2 separate regions of the Homo sapiens genome follow, and region 2 is linked to region 1. The links are chromatin loops, found by intact Hi-C in ENCODE. Cell type or tissue: heart left ventricle. All regions are shown on one strand. Each heading gives the region's core, and the rest is flanking DNA. Links, peaks and the distances in the headings are about the cores only. Region 1 overlaps LOC105378771 (a long non-coding RNA gene). Region 2 overlaps ROR1 (receptor tyrosine kinase like orphan receptor 1).

Region 1 (5,380 bases), core at 240-5,239:
TCAAATACTAGGTCTTATTATTCTTTCTAACTATTTTTATTTTGATACAAGTCTTTCAGGTCTGTCTTAAAGTCATAGGATGTTAAGGGCTAAAAAGGCCCAGAGAGAGCAGTAAGTTGCCCAAATTTGCCCAACTAGAGAGGGGCAGAATTCAAATGAGAACCCGGGTTTCTGATGCCAAGCTGCCTCCTCTCTGCAGAACGCCGTGGTGCTTAGGCCCACGTGCACACTTCTCTGGAGAGATCGTGCCAAGCCCCAGAAGTAGCATGTGTGCCCTTCAGCCTGAGACTGCCTTGGTAAATACATATTGCTTCCTGGCTTGCAAAGCAAATATTTACTCAAAACCCACATAGCACGGTGCATAAGTTCCTGACATCCCCAGGCAGTTTCTAACTCACTTATCATTTATTTTAAATTTGTTTTTTAGTGCATGTATTTTCTGCATTAGACTTGGAATAAACAGAGTTCAGAGTAGACGCTGGACAAACCGAAAAGTGGTTTGTACTAAAAAGCACTAGTCTCTGCCTATCACCTCTAAATTCCAATTTCTGAGAAGTCTGTGAGCAGAATCAATCAAGCTTAAATGGAGTCAGTGCTCCATTTAAAGGCAGTCTTTAAGGCAACACAACATGGTGTCCTTTGGGAAATGGGCTGAAGAATTAAGGAGTCACAAATGGCTCACATCATTTGCATAATATTGAGATTCAGGATATCTGGGTTCTGGTTATGACCTTCTCTCTAACTAGTTAGTGACCCTGGGCAAGTCACTTAACCTCTCTGAATTTCAGTTTCCTCATCTGTGTAAAGTGATTAATGATAGCTTTCTACCTAATTCACTATATATATGGACAACAGGCCAAATTGAAGGTCAAGTCCCACATCTATTGACCAAGTATTAAAGGCCTACTAGGGGCCTGGCTGTTTTATGAACTGAGCAGACGGCAGTGAAAAAAATGAAAATGAAAACCTGTCTTCATGGAGCTTGATTTTGTAGGAGACAGACAGATGGTAAATAAAAAATAAGTAGTAATGGGTCTGAAGCTAAGTTGTAAGAAGAAAAATCACCATGATAAGGGAATAGTAGTTTGTGGGGGGTGCCGTTTTATGAAGGATGGCCAGTGAGATGCTCTCTGATGAGTCCTGAAGGAGATGGAGGAAGAAAGAGTTCCCAGGCAAGAGGAGGAGTGGAAGCAGAGGCTCCAGGGGTAATGCTTAGGGTGTTCAAGTTGGGAAGACCACGGTGGCTGGTGCAGAGTGAGTGGAGAAGGATGGAGATGGAGTCAAGAAGGATGGATGGGCTGGGAGTGGTGGCTCACGCCTGTAATCCCAGCACTTGGGAGGCCGAAGCAGGCAGATCATTTGAGGTCAGGAGTTCAAGAGCAGCCTGGCCAACATGGTGGAACCCCATCTCTACTAAAACTACAAAAATCAGCCAGGTGTGCCGGCACATGCCTATAATCCCTGCTACTTGGGAGATGAAGGCAGGAGAATCTCTTGAGCTCAGGAGGTGGAGGATGCAGTGAGCCGAGATCATACCACTGTACTCCAGCCTGGGCAACAGAGCGAGACTCTGTCTCAAAAAACAGAAACAAAAAAAAAGAAGGAAGGATAGAGTTCCTAAAATGTAGTGTGCAGATGTGCACAAGCATCCCTGGATGTCCTGGGAAAGGTGATCTAGAGATCCCCCATTGTCATAAACACTGGCCTGGAGTCTTGCCTGTCCAAAGAGTTCCCTAGACCACAATAAACACCACTCCAACTTGACTCGAGAATGTGGAAGGCTCCCTGGTTGACCACGAACATATACCCATCCACATCAGCTCAGCACATATAAATTACATGGTAGAAGTTTTGTCAGACTTTTAGTCCTTCTTTAGTTTAAACTACTATGCTTTAGAATATTTCCTCTGCAGAGCTGGAGAACATTAATTTGGACATTGTTAGAAAGAGACATGAAGGAGAGGGCAGGCCAGCCACAGCTGCCTTCATTCATGAGCAGCCTTTAGTTCTTTACGTGAAGTCTGACAGAGGTTCCCAGCCTTGATCCATACCTGCCAGTACCTTGCCTGCCTGCACGGTGCTATTTCCAAGAATAAGTATGCTGGGCATGAGTCTTGATCATAACCTGAGAATGAAGCCTCACCCCCTGTGTCTCTACAAGCCTGAATGATCTCAGAATGATCATAGCCTGAGAACTCCTGCCAGGCAGGTTGGAGCCATCAGCAGGCCCACATGGGCCAGGGAAGCAAGGCAGGATCCCACGTCTGGTGGGCAGGCAGTTAAGGTGGGCACTGCAGAAGTGATGGCACATGCCTATCCAAGGCTCCACTGTGACAAGGGGAGGCCTAAGCCTGGTCCGGAGAGCGCTAAGCCAGGCTTGAGGCGAAGGGAATCAAACTTGTATATTACGTACCTACTGCTTTCTGGGCATTTGGTTAGGCTTTTTTCATGCACAATCTCATTAAATAAATCTTCACTAACCTGCAAAATAGTATCACTGTTCTATAGAAGAGGATACCGAAGCCCAGAGAGGTTGAATGAATTGCCCATGGCCACATAGCTACTAGGTGGTAACTGGGGACTTAGAACCTACTGACTCCAAAGCCTGGACTTTAAATTGCTTTGAAATGAGTTGCCTTATCATGAGATGGGACACAGTCCTGCCTGGAGCTGGGTAGTTGAGGAAATTCATCCTTCTTGTCATATCAGGAGGCTGGAGAGATGGCCACATTTTCCAGATGACTTGGGGTTTAGGCGGGGGGGTCCATGTTCCTTGAGGGCTCCATGGATCTGCCCTTTGAATGGGATGCCTGTTTCCTTTGCCATCAGAACTCTTATCCTTAAGGGCCCAGCTGCCTTCTGCAGTCTGGGCAGGACTCCTGGCACTAGGAGACCCTACTCGCTTCCCATCCACCCAACGCCTTGCTATCCAGCACTGCCTCTACTGCCCCACACCAGGCTGAGTGAGTCAGAGATGTCGGCCTCAGCCCCTGTGTCTCCACGGGCCTGAAACACTGACTTGTGTTAGAACTGCCTGCTTCTGCTTCCCTCTCCTTCTTCAGCTTGTTGGCACTCACTCTCATTCAGAGGCACCCTGGCTCATGAAATATCATCTACAAATATGGGAATCTCTGCACCAGCCGCACATTGTTGATGGCTCTGGAGTTGTTTATAAAAATATCCTTGGCATTCCCTGCCCGACGCGGTTTCGCATCATGCTGCACTTGCAGGCGAGCTTCGCCAGCCTGATAAAGAGCCCTTTATTTGACCTTTAGGAAAGTTATGACTCACATCACCAGCTTTCCTTCCCCTTCTAGAGTGTATGTTATCCATAAAAAGGGTCATTATAAAGGTGTTGGAGAAGATTAACCCTAGTCCTGGGTTTTAAACTTTATCTGTAGGACACAGTCGAATCAGTGGTACCTTGTGACCCTAGGAACTAGTTAGCTTAAATGGGGACTTGTTAGCTCAGTCAGTAACATGTCCATTCATCTTCGGACTTGCTAGTTTAGCAAGGGGCTGTATGGTTCAGGGAGGATCTGGTTAGCCAAATCATGGGCTGGTTATCTCATATTTGGATTGGAAATTGTAGTTGGTTAATGTACTTGTAGAATCATTAACTCAAACTGGTTATAGTGCTGGGCTTTTAAAGAAAAACTCTGATATTTCTTTCCCTGAGAGGAAGGCAGTATAATTCTGCCAGAGGCACTAACTACAGACTTCAGGACTAACCCCAGCTAGCAAACATACAAGTGCAAAGAGTATGAATGGATCACTGCAGTATATCAGCATCATAGGAAGACCAGCTCTAAGCATAAGCCCAACCTTTAGCTCATATCTAGGACATTAGGTCTATGTTGTCTTTGAACCTCAAGCAGGGTACCAGTAGAGAGAATAGTGAGGACCAAATGAGATCATGTTCACCTACGTACTTATTCAGTGATGTTTCTGAGTATCCACTATTGCCCAGACGTTGTGCAAGGCACTGGGCACTGAGGACACAGACAAGATGGAATTGTGCACACTGTTTGAGGATGCCTCCTAGCCTCCCTTGCAGTTAAGATTCGTCATGTGACTGAAGTTTGGCCAATAAAACATAAGCAAAAGTGATGTGCAACACCTCCAGGAGTGGCCTATAAAATCTCCTACACAATCCTCCATGTTTTCTTTCTTCCTGCTTTTGCCAACAGATGAAGAAGGTTCAGAAAAGGACTTTGAGGCCCCACAAAATGAGGGAGCCATAAAATGGATGGATCCTGGATCCTTATCACTGCATGGAGCAGAGGCTCCTGCCAACCCTACGTTGTCTGGACTTGATATGAAAAGAAATAAATTTTCATTATGGGAAGCCACTAAAACTTAGGGATTTTTTGTTGCAGCATTTAACCTGTCCTGACCAATGCACGGCCCTTCACCTTTTGGTCCCTGCACTCTCCGCAGACCTTACATTTTTCTGTTCCAAGAAAGACCATCAGAGAGTCCTTCATCTTCCTTCTGCTGCATCCTTGACTTGTCTATTTGTCTTCTCCCTTGCATTCTCCATCCCCACCATCCACCAGGATGAATCCATCCACCTGGGTCCTTGACCTCATCCTTCTATCGCTTTGTATTCTGTTGACTGTACTCTGCCTAAAAAAAATACATTCAACTTTCTTCTCTCCTTAAATACAAGATAGTCCCATTCAGTGTTTGAGTAGCTGAGATAAATCATCCTCCTTATCATCCCAGGAGTCTGGAGAGATGGAGAGATACCCAGATTCCACAGATAGATATGGGGTTCAGGCAGGGGTCCATGTCTCCCTGGAGCTCCCTTGATCTGGCCCTTTGAAGGGGATACCTATTACCTAAAATAAAGCATGTGGATAAAATTTTAAAAAAAGAAATAAAGTATGTGGAAGGTGTTTATCAATTTGAATCCTCCTAAAGCAACTGACCTATTTGCCTCTGACCCTTCGTGTCTTAGTCTGGTTGGGATTCTATAAAAAATATCATAACCAAGTAGCTTATAAACAACAAGAATTTATTTCTTACAGTTCTGGAGGCTGAAAAAGTCCAAGATCAAGGCAGATTCAGTATCTGGTAGGGGCCCAATTTTCGGCTCATAGACAGCACCTTCCACATGGCAGAAGGGGCAAAAGGTCTGTCTCAGGCTTCTTTTTTTTTTTTTTTTTTTTTTTTAAGATGGAGTTTTGCTCTTTCACCCATGCTGGAGTGAAGTGGTGCTATCTCAGCTCACTGCAACCTCTGCTTCCCCAGGTTCAAGTGATTCGCCTGCCTCAGCCTCCCGAGTAGCTGGGATTACAGGCATAAGCTACTACGCCCAGCCTCAGGCTTCTTTTATGAGGGCACTAATTTCATCCATGAGGGTTCCAACCTCATG
Region 2 (5,380 bases), core at 213-5,212, 160 kb before region 1:
CTTTCCAGCTTTCTAATACAGAATCTCATAAACTGGTTTGCCTCTCTGGTTGTTATTTTATATTTTCATAACTTCCCCCATTTTAAGATATTCTATTGAGCATTTCTCCTTACAGATAGGAAAGTTAACCACCTTCCCACACATAAAATTCATAACCAATTAAATCCAATAAAGTTTTATTGAACAGCTACAATATATATTACTCAGTGTCAGTGTGGTGAAGAAAGGCCTGAATTTTAGAACAATAATAGTAATAAGAATAATAGCTACTATTTGCTCTGATCCTGTGTGCCAGGAATCGTAACATGTCTGGACAGATAACATAGCATGACACTGCATAACAGTGAAGAATGTGGCCTCTGCTCTCTAATAGGCCTGGGTTCAGTGAAAAGCTCTACCACTTAGGCCAGTTTCTTCACCCTTCTGTGCCTCAGGCTCCTCATCTATAAAATACAGATATTAACAAGACACACCTCACAGGGCTGTTTGAGGATTTCATAAAATCACAGGAGTAAAGAACTTAGCCCAGGGCCTAATTAACAATGACACTTTGCAACTACCCTATTATTCCCATTTTAAGAGGAAGAGACTGAAGCTCAGAGCTAGTCCACAACACAGCTGGGATTCAAATCCACACTCATCCAACACTGAAGCCTTTGCACTTTCTAGTGCCATGCATTGACCAGCTGTACAGTGAGGGAGGGCACACTAGAAGCCTAGAGTCTGACAACTGGGAGGGCCTTACAGTCAGTCCACCCTCCAAGCATGGCATCTCTCCAGTGAACTGGCAGGCGACTGACCCCGCTACTTATACACAAGCTCCAAGCTTTACCCATGTCTGTATCCCAGATCTGGAGAACAGCCTACAGGGGGGACATTTGCTTATTGCATGAATGATTAAGGCAATTTAAATAAACTAATAATTATAGCTAAGTATTGAGCAGAAACTATGTGCTGGGCACTAGAATCAACATGTACTAACATATTTACTATTAAATTTTAAAAACTCAAGTAAGCTTTGCAGAATGTGGTGAGGGAGGTACATATTTTCATTAAATCAGACTCTGGAGAGACAGATAAAAGCATCACAAAAGTGTCCCCAAAATAGAAGAGGGGATCTTCATCTTCACAGGGCCTGCACTTCAAGAAAACATTGAGTAGGATAAGGTGACTGTCTTACTTAAAAGCGCTCAACACCAAAACCCCCAGCCAGCCAGAAAATGAAAGTCAGAGGGTCTTCATACAACTGTGTTGGTTGTACCCTGCAGAGGGGCGCCCAACCCAGGGAGCAAGTGAGGACAGAAACACACCAGGACTCCTCCAGTCATGCTGAGCATCATGACATGGGTCAGCACACACACAACAGAAGGGGCAGTTTGTACAAAGGTACCATAAAAACTTTGACTACCTTAACACACACAGGCTAATTTCTTATTCAATTATCCCATCTCACATCCCAAGACGGAACACATTTAAATCAGTAACTATATAAATATATTGATTTATTCACATTTATTCAAACATGTGAGTATACATTCACATACTCACACATTTCTTTATGTGCCGAGTAGTACACTTAGTATAGTGGGAGATAACAGAGATTACCATCTAATAGACATAATTACAAGTATCATAAACAATAGGGCCAAAGAGAATAAATATCTTAATTAGCATTCTGGACAGCATCAAAAAACTTGCTGCCTAGGTCACTGAGGCACTAGGGGTCAGGGAAGTGAAGAAAATACCCTCATCTAAACAAGACAAAAGGAAAAACAACACTATCATCAGATTTAAATACAAAGTACACTTGAAAGTTAAATTCAACTAGTAGTTTTAGAAGCAACACAGTTTACACTTTAAGCAAAAAGTCAGATTTTTTAAAGTGGTAGGGTCTAATCTTGGTTTAGCCACAGAATCACTGTGTCATTCTAGGAAAATATGCAAAATACACCCAGTCTTAATTTGTGCATCAGGGAAAGGTTTCATCAATAGCTGAGAGGTAGAATGAGAAATTCCACTCTACTTAACTAATGCAAAGTGCTGTTGTTAGTTAAAGCCACCCCCAGTCTGGGCCATAGATTTGAAAGGGAAAGGATAGGGAAGGATGGAGATGTCTTTAAACAACAGGATCACCAGGCAAGAGCAGTGAAAAAAGAATAAAAAAGCAAAGATTGTACTTTAAGTCAAGAAGACACCATTTCAGGAAAATAAACATGGGGCCTAAAAGCAAAGGAACACACATTAAACCTTCAAGGAAAAGCTGATAAGTGAAAGATACAGATACAATAACTCCATATGTCTTTAATGTTAGTAACCACTCAGCACAATTCAACTTCAGAGGCTGATGGCTATCTTTTCAATTAAGTTTGGGGGAATGGGGAGAGGGTTCCCATGTGCCTGAAACTGTGATAGGCAACTAACATTTATTACTTCATTTATTCCTCATAGCAACCTGACAAATTACATCTTATCCTACTTATATCCTACTGCACAGATGAAAACACTGAATCTGAAAGAACAAGAACCTCAAGCCATTTCCATCATGCCAACTGTGCAGGATGGGGACTTGGAGGTGGGGCTCCAGAGTCACCTTTGGTAACCAAGAGCTGCTGAGGAAATGGAGCAAGACAGTCTTCAGAGGCTTACCAAATATGGTTCATTCTACCGACTCTTAAAGATCCAAATATAGTATGAACTTGCACTTGACCATAACTCTAGTGGCACATATCCACTGTCAATTGTCTCCAGTTGATAAGAATGCAACGACTCACAGCTATTTATTCTCCATGACAGAGAAAACACTTTTATGTGCTCTCCCCATGCCTGGGGAACCATGAGGTTTTCCAATGCCAAATCCATAGAGCTATTTGCAGACCATCTGAGTCTACCTGGATAAAAGGCATCTAAGTACATCCAACATGGAAAAGGCACTTCAGATAAGAACAACCTCCTGGCAGACTTGGGATATACCACATCTGAGGGTCCATCATAAAACAGATACCTAAAAGTTAGTCTTCATTTTGTTTGTTTATAGAATATGGCTATTCTATTCTTGGTCCCTTTACCTCCACATGTTGTTTCAAGCATCAACTAGGTGGCTTTTATTAACACCTTCTAAGGAGAGGCTACAAAAAATAAATAGGTAAAAACCATGTCCAAGCCATCAACAACAACTGATTATCTAGAAATTTAAGAGAGATTTCAATTGCATATATGAAGATGCATATCTAATCTCATTTCTGTAAAAAAAAAAAAAAACTTCTGAAAGTTGTTCAACAACAGATACTTTGAAAATTGAATCCTATTTATTTATTAATTCATTCATTCAACAAGTACTTATTGAGCAACTGTTACACACCTGAGTCTATGTTAGGTGTTAGAAATCCCGAGATTAAAGACATTCCCTGTCCTCAAGGAAACAAAATCTAACGAGAAAAGAGAGGGTAAAAAAAAATGCAAGAACAACGCAGGGAGAGGAGTGCCGCACTAAATTACTGTAAGCACAGGTATGATGAGAGACCAGAGAAAGGGCTCCTAACACAGTCACATGGAGTCAAGGATGGCAGTTTTTAAACATTGGGGATGGAGGATTATTTCAGACAGAAAGAATAAAATGTATCACTTCCATTTCTGGCCAAGTTGGAGTAACAGGATAATTGTCAAGACTGGTATAACAGTCAGTAAAGGGCAGTGATCCCTGGAAGAAGGAAGGCAAATGAAACGAATCCTACGAGTCCTCCAGCTTACTGCCTGAGAGAATTTCCAGCTCAAGGTGTCTGGAGGAAAGGGAGAACTCAGGCAGAGCTCAGTGAACTGCCTGAGTTGAGTGAATTGAGCTAACAGTCCAGGGAGACCAAGGCAACTAGAGTTTGCAAGGCCAAGTATCAGAGAAAAGAGAGCTGCAGAAAGAGCCACAGAGAATCCCCCTCAAGTATTCAGCAGAGTGCTGATCAGTGCATACATGTGTGGCAACTACCCAGCACTGGGGAAAGAAATATCCAAAAAGATATTTCCAGATTGGAAAACCTCATGATTCCCCACGCCACGAGGAGAGCACATAGAAGAGTGTTTTCACTGTCATGGAGAATAATTAGTTATAGACTAAGTACAACTATTTCAGTCTTCCAAATCTTCAAAGCAAGACTTTCCAAAAGGATCAAACTGCTTCTAAACAACTTAAACACATTCCAGAACAAAGTTCAAAAATATTTGTAGGAATACAAAAATAGCCAGTACCCAACAAGGAAAATTCACAATGTCTGGCATCTAATCAAAAATTACCAGGCATTCATAAAGCAGGGAAATATAACCCCTGATGAGGAGGAAAAAAAAAAAAGTCAATCAAAACTGACACAGATGTTAGAATTAGCAGACAGAACATTAAAATGGTTATTATAACTATATTCCCTAAGTTCAAAAAGTAAGTGGAGACACTGAAGATATGAAAAAGAGCTACATCAGCAGGGCGTGGTAGCTCACACCTGTAATCCCAGCACTTTGGGAGGCCGAGGTGGGCGGGTCACGAGGTCAAGAGATCAAGACCATCCTGGCCGACATGGTGAAACGCCGTCTCTACTAAAAATACAGAAAAAAAAAAAAATTAGTGGGGCGTGGTGGCATGCGCCTATAGTCCCAGCTACTTGGGAGGCTGAGGCAGGAGAATCACTTGAACCAGGGAGGCGGAGGTTGCAGTGAGCCGAGATCATACCACTGCACTCCAGCCTGACAACAGAGCAAGACTACGTCTCAAAAAAAAAAAAAGAGCTACATCAAACTTCTAGAGGTGAAATCTACAATGTATGCGATGAAAAATACTCTGGATGGGATTAACATCAGATTAGACATTGCAGAGGATAAATATTAGTAAACTCAAAAACACAAAAATCAAAACTATCCAAAATAAGATACAGAGGGAAAAAGGGAATTAAAAAAGTAAACAGAATCAGTGAGTTGAGGAACAACTTCAACTGGCCTAATATACATGTAACTGGAGCCCCCAAAGGAGAGGAGCGAATTAAGTATCAAATATAGTATTTAATAATTGCCCTTGCCTCCAAGAATTTACAATCTTGATGGGAAAACAAATTGTAATAAAAAACAAAGTCATAAGGTATTTGAAAATCAAAAAGTATTATAAGAACAGAAACAAATGTCATGAGTCAGTACATAATTAATTACCAAACACATAGTACACATAACTGTTTAGAGGAGAGGAACAGATTACTTCAAGTTGGGAGGTCAGGTTAAGAACAGTCAAAGAGGAAACATTTGAACTGTCCATTTCATAAATGGGTATTTTCATATAATCCAAAGTAGTGTTCATTAGTATATATAGTCAGCCCTCCATATCCCCAGGTTCCACACCCATGGATTCAATCAA

The links. Peaks named below come from ENCODE experiments on the same cell type or tissue, not always from the same donor. Only the 100,000 strongest peaks of a DNase experiment are listed, where the experiment ranks them.
Region 2: a loop joins it to region 1, with 5 times the contacts of the local background. A loop is called at or near these places in 10 of 110 quality-filtered maps.

The regions. Positions count from the first base shown.
Region 1 is chr1:63,696,269-63,701,648 of GRCh38, reverse strand. The region is part of intron 1 of LOC105378771 (a long non-coding RNA gene); the gene reads right to left. Among named protein-coding and RNA genes, the nearest start is that of ROR1, 75 kb to the left of the region's middle. In heart left ventricle, for the core only: no CTCF peak of the experiment used is centred there; a DNase peak (open chromatin) is centred at 3,208; H3K27ac peaks cover 3,676 bases.
Region 2 is chr1:63,855,036-63,860,415 of GRCh38, reverse strand. The region is part of intron 1 of ROR1 (receptor tyrosine kinase like orphan receptor 1); the gene reads right to left. Among named protein-coding and RNA genes, the nearest start is that of ROR1, 84 kb to the right of the region's middle. In heart left ventricle, for the core only: no CTCF peak of the experiment used is centred there; no DNase peak of the experiment used is centred there; H3K27ac peaks cover 1,591 bases.